Linked DNA regions of Homo sapiens: region 1 is linked to region 2. A link is an interaction called in ENCODE POLR2A ChIA-PET data of the cell type or tissue named here. Cell type or tissue: GM12878. All regions are shown on one strand. Links, peaks and the distances in the headings refer to the core of each region. The heading gives the core; the rest is flanking DNA.

Region 1 (5,371 bases), core at 115-5,114, 110 kb after region 2:
ACATGAATCCTCTCATTTTACACTCTCAAATCCTTGGGAGGCTCATGGGGACAGGTATTGCCAACTCCTACTGCAGAAGAGCCAAGCTCAGGGCCCTGGGGAGAGTGGCACAGTCAACCTCCAAGGTGGCACCTCTGATCCCCATCTGGTGGAAACGTCCCAGCTCAACGCAGATCAACCATAGTGTTAAGAGGAAAGGATGGACTACTTTAAAACATTTTTATTAACAGAGTTCATCAGAAATTCCTTTTTTTATGTAAGTCTTCTTATTGGAAACACAAATGAGCTCTACATGCTCTAGCAATAAACAATATATGTCCTTCAATAAAATACGTTTTGAAGATGAACACATTTTTAAAGGTTTTAACAGTTTCTCCTATTGTCCCTGTGTCTTCCATAGCATCTATCAACATAATTTGTCCATAATAGTAAAAAATATTTCATAATTAATGGATGGATGGATAGATGACCAACTGGAGGACTTGGCAGAACACATACTAAACTCTCCCAGCTCCAGTTTCCACTTCTGTAAAATGAGGCTAATATCTACCTATGTCAGGCTTCTATGAGGCTCACATAGCAATGCAAGTGAATATGCTTTGTAAACTGCAAAAGGCCACACACATGCAAGGGATGATAGTATGAACTCCCATCAATCTCACACACAGATACAGTAGGCAGCTATTTGGTAAGAATTCAGGGGGCCTTTGTGCCCCCAACTCACCCAATAAACTCACTGATATCTCATCTGTAAAGTATCATTCCTTAGAGTCTTGGGTCTTTTAAACAAAGAATCGCCTAATTAATGAAACCAGCAGCAGAGGGAGGAGGAGAGAGGGAGGGAGAGAAAGACTGAGACACTGTGTGTGTGTGTGTGTGTGTGTGTGTGTGTGTGTGTGTGTGTGTGTGTCGTGGGACCTGTGTGTGTGTGTGTGTGTGTGTGTGTGTGTGTGTGTGTGTCGTGGGACCAGAGGTGGTGGGGTAGTGTTAAGACTGACTCTTTTATTAATTTACCCAAAGCAGGAATTTGCAGGAATGGGACCTAGGCTTGGAGGCTGAGGAGGGTGGGTGGATGCAATAAGGCCACAAGATAAGGTGGGGAAGAACTGATCTCAGGGGAGACCCCTTGAGGATAGAATGGACAGACGACCCCCTACTGGCTCTTCTCTTCTAACTCTGAAGGCTGGACTTCGATCCAGAGCACATCTCTAGATTCTGTCCCTTTTCAGCGGCTGAGTGAGGAAAAACTTGGAATAGCAACACTTGCAAAGGGTGTGAAATTAATCTGCATTAGTGGGAAGGTTTAGCAATAGCACTCTATCATAGGCAGTGCATTGCTCTGGCAGAGACCTAGACACACTTTGCAGACTGCAAAATCATGTCCTTACAGGGCATCCAATGCTTCCAGCATCACCAGGATTCGCCTACTTCTTTGCTGACCCATGGTGGCATTACCTGGGTTTAATCAGCTGAGTGATCAAGAGCAAATCAGTCATCCTGTCTTGGGTCTTAAGTTTCTTTTCTTTCTTTTCCTTCCTTCTTTTCTTTTCTTTACTTTTCTTTTCCTTCTGACAGAGTCTTGCTCTGTCACCCAGGCTGGAGTGCAGTGGCGCAATCTCAGCTCACTGCAACCTCTGTCTCCCAGGTTCAAGTGATTCTCTTGCCTTAGCCTCCAGAGTAGCTGGGATTACTGGTGTGTGCCATCACACCTGGCTATTTTTTGTATTTTTAGTAGAGACGGGGTTTCACCACGTTGGTCAGGCTGGTCTCAAACTCCTGACCTCAAGTGTCTGCCTGCCTCAGCCTCCCAAAGTGCTGGAATTACAGGCATGGGCCATGGCACCTGGCCTATCACACCTTTTAAAATTAACAATAATTCTTTAATGTCATCAATATCCATTTGGTGTTCATATTTCCCCCATGTGCCTTAACTTTTTTTTACAGTTTGTTCCATCAAATCAAAACCCAAGGAAGGTCACATATTGCAAATGATATGTCTCTTAAGCCTCTTTTAATCTTTAGGTTCTTCTCTCTCTCTCTCTCTCCCTTCCCAGAGCTCCCCTCCATCCCTCCATTTTTCTCTTTTTCTTATACTTCATTTGTCATAAATACCAGGTCTTTTGACCTATACCATTTCTCACTGTCTGGATTTTATTGGCCACTTCCTGATAGTATTGTTTACATGTTCCTCTGCCCCCTGTATTTCCTGTAAATGAGTAGCTGGATCTAGAGGCTTGATCAGATTCAGGTTTGAGTTTCTTGCAAGACTCCTTCATTGGTGGTGCTGTGTGTTCCCATCAGGAGGCGCCTAACGTTGGCTATCTCTCTTTGTGATATTACCAGCTTCTGATGATCAATGCCTAGATCCATTAATTCAACAGGGGGACCCTCACTTTTTAAAAAAATCCTCATCATAATCTATGGCTTGCCTCATGCTGATACCTTTGCCTGGATGGGGCAGCTTGGTTTAGACAAGTGTTCTGAGGACTTTGAGCACCTTAGTGGGATAGAGACTTTCAGAGACATTACTGCCCCTCTTCAAGGGTGGAGATAGGGGTCTCTGCTAGGCCTCAATGGAAACTGCTGGCTGGTTTGGTGGGGTCTTTCCCCTCAGCTTGCATAACAATAATTCCACAGTGGGCCCCTTGGTTTGGCAGCGGGCTTTCGCACAGGCTCCAGGGCACACATACAAAAGCACTAAGCACGTGCAGCACCGCTCCTGAGTCATCCAAGGACACAACCCAATGATCCTGTAACTCTGAGAGCCACACCCTCCCTTTCAGCAGCCACAGGTTGTTCTCTGACCTTACACTCTTGGCTTCAGTGCCAAATCAGTGATGACTTATCTTTCCTTTGAAACGTTAATTCCTTCTACTCCCAGAGTTCCTTTGAGATGAAGGTTTTCATGAGCTTTCAAAACACTCTCTTACCTAATCCTCCTAGCACTTAAGTAAGGATGAAAGGTGACTAGCCGAGAGACCCCACTTCCCAAACAGGGAAACTGAGCCCAAAGCTTAACTGATCCACCTGCTGTTGTGCTCTGGCCTCAGGCCCCCACTTCAGGGTGCAAGATTGTGGGTTTGACAAGACAAAGACATGTCTTCTGAGTGAACCCAATACCCATCCTTGAGTGGTGCTCTGTCCTGTGGTCTCAGGGAAGCCAAGAGGCTCTTCTCAGGAGGGGTATCCAGTTAGCTCAGGGCAAGTCATCCTACCTAGATTTTCCCAAAGAGCAGTAATTTCAAACCCTTTGATTCACTTTCAGGCTCTGTGTGTGAGGTTGTGTGTTTGATCAAGGGTTTGGTAAGTTCAGCCACCACAGATACTAGATACAAGAGCAGAAACTTACCTTTCCTTGACCTAAGTCATAGATGCCAGCCCAAGAATATCATGTGCAGTTCCGGAAAGATGTGCAGGTGCTGGAGAAGATGTGGAAAGGGAATGTCTGAAGCAACTCAGAGGGTGGGAGGACAGCCATGTGCCCTCCCAACATAGGAATGGGCTTATACCAATCTGCCCAGAGTCCCTCATGCCTAAGGCCAACAGCAAATACTGGGAAACAGATAGCCAAGGTAGGGGTGGGCAGGGGAGGAAAACAAAAAACTGTCTTGCCCACAAAGGAGAAGAAGTAAACACAAAGACTAGATCTGGGAGAAGAACCAGATTCAAACCACATAAAACTCTGCAACATGGCTGGGCATGGTGGTGCGTGCCTGTAATCCCAGCTACTCAAGAGGCTGAGGTGGGAGGATCACTGGAGACCAGGAGTTCAGGACCAGCCAGGGCAACATAGTGAGATCCTGTCTCTAAAAAGAAAAAAATTTTTTAATTAGCTAGGCGTGTTGGCACACATTTGTAGTCCTAGCTACTTGGGAGGCTGAGGTAGAAAGATCACTTGAGCCCAGAAGTTTAAGGCTGCTGCAGTGACCTATGATCGGATTATTGCAATCCAGCCTGGGTGACAGAGCCAGATCCTGACTCAAAAAAAAAAAAAAAAAACCCCACAAAAAACCCTCTGCAACACGTACAAACCCAGCCAGCTCAGCATGGTTCTCCCTATGGCCTCTCCTGGCATCCCATCACTCCTGAGAGGGTGTCAGGACCAACCCACACTGAGTGGTCTCCGCTCACCACACTGGTCCATCCAGCTTTCCCAGACCAACCTGATCCTTCCGCCACCAAAGCAGCACCTGCCACCAAGATGTGTAGCCACCTGAGTTCTGACACATGTAGCTTTTGCCAATTTAACAAAAAACAGTCAGGAGGCAGAATGTCAGCCTTTACCATCAGAGGCCATAAGCCCCCAGACTGACCAGCCAGGGAGCAAAAATGACTTTTTTCTCCTTATATCATGTCCTGGTCTATACAGTATATGTCAGCCCTTGGCAACCACCAGCTAAGGACGTACAACATCGTCACCTATATTAGACGCTCAAGAGAAGCAAGGAACTCCCCCAACTCCATTCCCACTTCACCAAAGCAGGGCAGAAACAACCAAGAAAGACGTCAGAGATCCCCCAGTATACAATAAAACTTGGCAAACCTCATGGAACCATGGAAATAAAAGGAATTTCTTACCGTCACCTCACTTTATAAATGGGGAAACTGAGGCCTAGCAAAGGAAAGGAACTTGCCCACATCACCTATTCTCCCGGGCAGTGACAGATGCAGGACCAGACAGGTCTCCTGTCAGGTGGCCCCATTCTCTTCCCTTCTCACCCTGCCTCATGTGTCAGACAACTCATCCTTGGTGCCTGCCAGGGGAAGGCCTGGCAGCTGGAGGAGGTGAGGCCAAGTACAGATTACATCAATCTAGCAGGTAGCCAAGAAGGAAGTAGACATTATTCTTCCCTCCCACCCATAGGGAGCCCGACTCCAGGAAGTCACTGAAATGCAGGGAGGCTCAAACCTTAACTCGGAAAAACCTGCATGGGCTGCAGGGGAGAGGATCTAAAGGCAGTGGTGGGCCCACCCTCACTTTACTGTGCTTTTTCACTTTACAAGTGATCTTTCCACCTCAGCCTCCCAAGTAGCTAGGACTACAAATGTGTGCCAACCTCTCCTAGCTAATTGAAAAAAAAATTTTTTTTTTAGAGACGGGGTCTCACTATGTCATCCTGGCTGGTCCTGAACTCCTGGTCTCCAGTGATCCTCCCACCTCAGCCTCTCGAGTAGCTGGGATTACAGGCACGCACCACCATGCCCAGCCAACCTTTCTCATTCCCTTTCACACAACCCTTTCTCACTCTTCTCAAAATGACCTGAAGGTACAGGGTCCCCTCAGCCTGTTTTCTGGCCCCCACTCAGTTTCCAGTTCCCCCCAGTCTTCCTTCCTCTCCCCTATCATGGCAATCTGTCCCCTGCTCACATT
Region 2 (5,371 bases), core at 317-5,316:
CACCACAGCAGAAGCAGAGGAAGAGAATTGAAGGAGACATGAGGTTCACCTCCCAGCAGCTGTTCCCCTTCTCTTAGCAATGACCAGTTCTCCTCCTTCCAGTTTCGGGGAAGCTAACTCCACCCTAGGCACTAAGGCCTTGGGTCTCAGGCCTAAACAAATCACCCTCATCCATCCCTCAGCCTCCGTGACTGGTCCATGGATAGGGCGTGTGGATCAACAAGACACGGGGAGGGGCTCACTGGGGTCTTCAGAAAGCAGCTGCCCCACTTTTCTGAGCAAGCTTCCATAGGCAGGCTTGCTGTCTGGTGTTTAACAGCTCAGTGAACATGGTGAAGTCACTCTCCCCACCATCCCCTGTATGTGTTGAAGGCAGCTGGGGTGATAAATAAAAAGGCTCCTGTTTTAAAAACCTCCACCTGTAGGAAAGGTGGGAGGCTGCAGTGCCCTGAAATCACCCCACAGAGGCCAGAGCCTGGCTGAGTCACCACAGCCTCTCCTCTGATTCCTGGCCCAGAGGAGCCACCCGGGCGCCCAGGCCGGGACCCTGGGTATTTTCAGCTTCCAGCAGCATCAGCAGGGTCAGAGAGGCCTCAGCCATATTGTATTTCATGTGACCGAGGCGCCTGGCCAGCGACATGGCCATGGAGAGCCAGCCTTGTATTCTTGTCACTGGCCTGGGCTCCACCTCCCTTTCTGCTCTGGTCTCCAGAGCCTGGACACAGCAGAGGCATGTGGGAAGGGCTCCTGCCAGGCACAGCAGGCACCAGAAACGGGTGACAAGAGGGACAGGCAACTTTAGCCACTACAAAGTCCTCGAGGATGGGCTTCAGCGTTGTTGGGAACTCCACCGTTCACCCATTCCCTTCATAAACAACCTGAGCAGTACGTCTTCCTGGGCAGTGTTAGGGCAGGGTAGCTGACTATCCCAGTTTGCCCTGGGCTCTCCTGGTTTTAGCACTGAAAGTCCCATGTCCCATGAAACCTCTCAGGTCCCAGGCAAGCTGGGACAGTTGGTTACTGTAGTTGGGAGCGTTGTTAGTGATATCTCCTCCCATGCTCGGGTCCATCTTCCAGCTGTGATTGCTTTTTGAGGATGCAGCAGCACCTGCGGCCTCTTCCAGGCTCCCCCCACCTCCCCTCTCTCCCTCAGCTCTCGGGTTGTTTTTCTAAAGCAGCACATCAGAATCACCTGGAGGGCCTATTAAAGTACCCTCAGAGTTTCTGATCTAGGAGGTCTGGGAGGCAGCTGGAGAATTTGCATTTCTAAGTTCCCAGATGACCCTAATGCTGCTGGCCAGGGACCACACTTTGAGAACCCCTGATCTTAGCCACAGCTCTGATAAAGTCTCACGAAACCTCTCAACCCTCCCCATAGCTTGCTGAATAAAGGCCTAAGCCTGGGTTGAAGCCCCTCTTTATCTAGCCCCCTTCCCCACCGCAGCAGGCCCCACCCCAACAGGGTGCCCCGCGTCCCCAGGGGATACCTTGCTCTCTCCTACCTCTGTGTCTTTGCTCAAGCTGTTCCTGGCCTGGACTCTGCAGCCCCCTCCACCCATGTGAATCCTCTTATCTGTGAAGCGCACTCAAAGGCTACTTCCTCTGGAGGCCTGCCTGGGCCCCCATCCCTCGGAACACAGGACTCCTTCCTCAGCTCCCAGCTTAGCGCCTATTTCATCCTTGTCACTGCACTGTGGATTCCTTGAGGACATGAACTATCTTTTCCCATCTTTGTCTCTATATTTGCTAAATAGATATGACCCCAGAAGACAGAACCAGGACAATGGATGGATCTGCGGGGAGGCAAACTTGAGCTTAACCTGAGAAAGAACTTGTAACAACCTGAACAGTTTGACACCAGCCCTTAAGGGTCCTGCCAAGAGATCCTGAGCTCCCTGTCGCCCCTGGGCATCTTCAGTGGTGTTGGACGAGCATCTACAAAGTCTCTGAAACCCCTGCTTAGACCAAGTACTGACTACCTCAATGTCCCTCCTGGGGCCCTCTCTCCCCAGGAGAACCTGACACCCCCCCATCAAACCCGCTGCCCAGCATGCCAGACCCACAAGGCCCCACAGGCTGGCTGGACCTTACTGGAGACCAGTGGTCACAGCAAGTGTGACATTTTGTCAGTGGCCTTCACTGTCTGAATACAAGGAGTGACCAGTGGTGACACCCTCCTGCTCCAGGCCAGCCTCCCTGCCTTCCTCTGATCACCGCCTCCCCCGAAGGACCAACCCCACCTCGATGTACTCACATCGCCTTTCCTTACCTCATCCATATCTCACGTGGCCAGGGGAAGCAGCTCATCTATGGGCAAGCTGAATATCCACAGGTGCGCTCCCAGCTCGGGCTCCTTAGGAACAGGAATATCCTCCTGCAGAATATTCTCCAGTGCCTTCCCCATGCTGGGTGCATGTAAATGCTCAGATGTTCATTTCCTGATGTGCGTTTCCCATCGATGTCCTGCTGGAACCCTTCCCTCACAAGTGGTGCTCTCCCAGGTGTGCTCCAGCGGGCAAATGCCCTCCTCACCCCTCCCCATCTGATATTAGGAAAGAACCTGTGAAACCCATTCCAACCAAGAAGCCTGGGACTGAGGCTTTCTGCCCCTGCCATCCCTGGGGAAACGTTACTGTTTAAATCCGATAAGCGTGAAAGCCTCGCTTGATTGCATGGCAGCTAAGCATACTATGTGTAGTGGTGTTTATTTGCTGATTGGTTGATTTGGAGAGGAAGGAGAAGGATTTTCCAGAGTCTAGACTCTTATGGCTTTGTGGGGCTTTCCAGGGTCAGCATCGATTGTGAAAGTTTGGTGAGCTTGGCAGTTTGTATCATTTAAGAAAATCTGCCCGGGCTTCCTCCCCCACCAGGAAGTGTCCCATCAGTTCCAAAGCCCTCAGCTTAGTTATTGGAAAGGCCTGAGAAAGCCACGACCCAGCGGACCCAGCTGGGGAACACCTGGGTCTCAGTTCACCTTCTGCCAACCTCTAGGTCTTACGAGCATTCCTGTTTCCTCTCCTTCCCTGGGCTACTTGAGGTCATGACCTTCTGAAAGAATGCAGGGTCAGCCAGCCTGGCTGAAATTTCCCCTCCGTGGGTGTGAAAGGCGATATGTCCAACTGTGAACACACAGGGCCCACATCCTTATGACTCAGCAGATGCGGCTGTCCTCAACCACATCGCCCAGAATGTCACTCTGACCTGCCTCAGAGGTCTGACAGCAGAATAGATTCTGCAAAGCCTGGGCCCAGGAGGCGCTTTCTCCATGAGTCCTTTTGGACAACACACATTCACCCAGACACACACTCAGATGCACACACACACACACAGACACATCCACTACAGAGACAGATGTGCACACACTGATACCCAAACGTACCCCAAACGCAGACACGCGGACATGCACAGACACCCAACACACACATGCACACACAGGCCCCCGGACAGTCAGATACACACACAAAGACATCCACACACACAAACACCCAGACACATCCACACACGTCCACACACCCCACAGAGACATGTCCACAACGGGTGCCTAGGTATGCCCAGAAACACACAGTTACCCGAATACAGCCAGACACACACACACACACACACACACACACACACACACACACACACACAGACTCCTCCAGAGGACTCAGGAAGAATCAGATCTGTCCCGTATGCCTGACCTTGAATGCCTCTGCCAACCCCAACAGATGGCCACTGGCTCTCCGACAGGGCCCTCTGGTCTCTGACCAAGAACCAGGGTCACAATGGACAGAGAAGGGGAAAATGGTAGAACTACTAATTCACCACCGTGCAGTTAACCCGCAGAAGTCTCATTCTTTCATTTAATTGGTAGCTTTCCAAAGTTCAGCCACGAGAAGGCGTAAGGACAAGCAATCAGAATACTAACCCATAACTTCCTGTCCCTTCTCTTAGCACCCATCCTTTAAGGCCAAATTAAAGTCCACCTTGTTCATATAGTCCTCCAGATTCCCAGAGTTAGAAACCGCAGCTTCTCCCATGCGCCCCTCATGTCATGCTTCTTGGTCTCTTTTTTTTTTTGAGATGGAGTTTCACTATTGTTTCCCAGGCTGGAGTGCAATGGTGCCATGTTGGCTCACTGCAACCTCTGCCTCCCGGGTTCAAGCGAGTCACCTGCCTCAGCTTCCCAAGTAGCTGGGATTACAGTGCCCACCAGCATGCCCAGCTAATTTTTGTATTTTTATTAGAAACAGGGTTTCACCATATTGGCCAGGCTGGTCTCGAACTCCCGACCTCAGGTGATCCACCTGCCTCAGCCTCCCAAAGTGATGGGATTACAGGTGTGAGCCACCGCGCCTGGCCCACCATTGATTTTTTTTTTTAAAGACGAATTGAGTACCAACTGCTCTGTTCACAGCTTTCTTTTCCTTTTTGTCTTTCTTTAAGAGACAGGTCTCACTGCAGTGACTATTCACAGATACAATCATAGTTTGCAATGTAGCCTCCAACTCCTGGACCCAAGCAGTCCTCTCGCCTCAGCCTCCCAAGTGGCTGGGACTACAGGTGCACCACTGTCCCCAGCTGACAGCTTTAAGGTGAGTGCAGTGGCTGTGTCAGTCCATGCCTGCCAAAGGAATCAGTGGAGACAAAAAGAAGGAGCAAATTCAAACTTTCCTCCTTTTGCCCTCTCTCCTATGTGGGTTCAGATTCTTCAGGAAGCAGATGCCAAGATGGGATGAGAAGTGCTGGAGACCTGGGGTGTGGGATGAGGAACGCCTATGAAGGATGAAGGGGAAAGGAAGCAGGAGTAGGCAAGGGAGAGCTTTCAGGCCATGATGTAGGTGTGACACCTAAGGAAGGAGGGTGGGAAGGAAGGAGGGCTGGCTAGGAAGTGCCTCTGATGGCAGAGCAACCCAGAGAAGGGCTCAGCCAGGTGATGAGCAGTCCAGGGGCAAATATTAGAAGGGTCCCATGCTGGGCAGGAATGGCCTGGTTCGAGTACCCGCCGCGTGTCTCCCATCCCACCATGCTCAATCACTGGCCAAAAGCAGCCTACGGAGAGTGAAGACCTTGTGGCTACTCTGAGAATGCTCTGAGAATACCTGGGCTGGGATTTTTATTCCCCTTTTAAGGAGAAGGGGTAGAATATACCCCTGCCCCTCCCAGCCCTGCCTCCTCAAACATCGCCTCCTCTTGGAGTTTGAGTAAGGACGTGGGTCTGAGGACAACTTCCAAGGCCAACTGGGCTGAGTTTGCCAGCTCATGCTCCAGGTGCCTTCATGTCTCTTTGGACTTAAACCTACAGGCTAGAACAGTATTTGAAAAGTCAGCTGGCACTTAGCAAACTAATACAACACCCTGAAGGGGTGGCAGCTGGGGGCCAGCAGTGAAT

What was found. Peaks named below come from ENCODE experiments on the same cell type or tissue, not always from the same donor. Only the 100,000 strongest peaks of a DNase experiment are listed, where the experiment ranks them.
Region 1: POLR2A ChIA-PET joins it to region 2 with 7 read pairs; 5 of 35 experiments call an interaction of 5 or more read pairs at or near these places.

Annotation. Positions count from the first base shown.
Region 1 is chr15:64,002,056-64,007,426 of GRCh38, forward strand. All of the region lies in intron 2 of DAPK2 (death associated protein kinase 2), which reads right to left. Among named protein-coding and RNA genes, the nearest start is that of DAPK2, 42 kb to the right of the region's middle. In GM12878, for the core only: no CTCF peak of the experiment used is centred there; no DNase peak of the experiment used is centred there.
Region 2 is chr15:63,893,837-63,899,207 of GRCh38, forward strand. No RefSeq gene overlaps it. Among named protein-coding and RNA genes, the nearest start is that of MIR422A, 26 kb to the left of the region's middle. RefSeq lists enhancers at 120-621, 2,973-3,022, 3,223-3,272. In GM12878, for the core only: no CTCF peak of the experiment used is centred there; a DNase peak (open chromatin) is centred at 3,135; H3K27ac peaks cover 3,437 bases.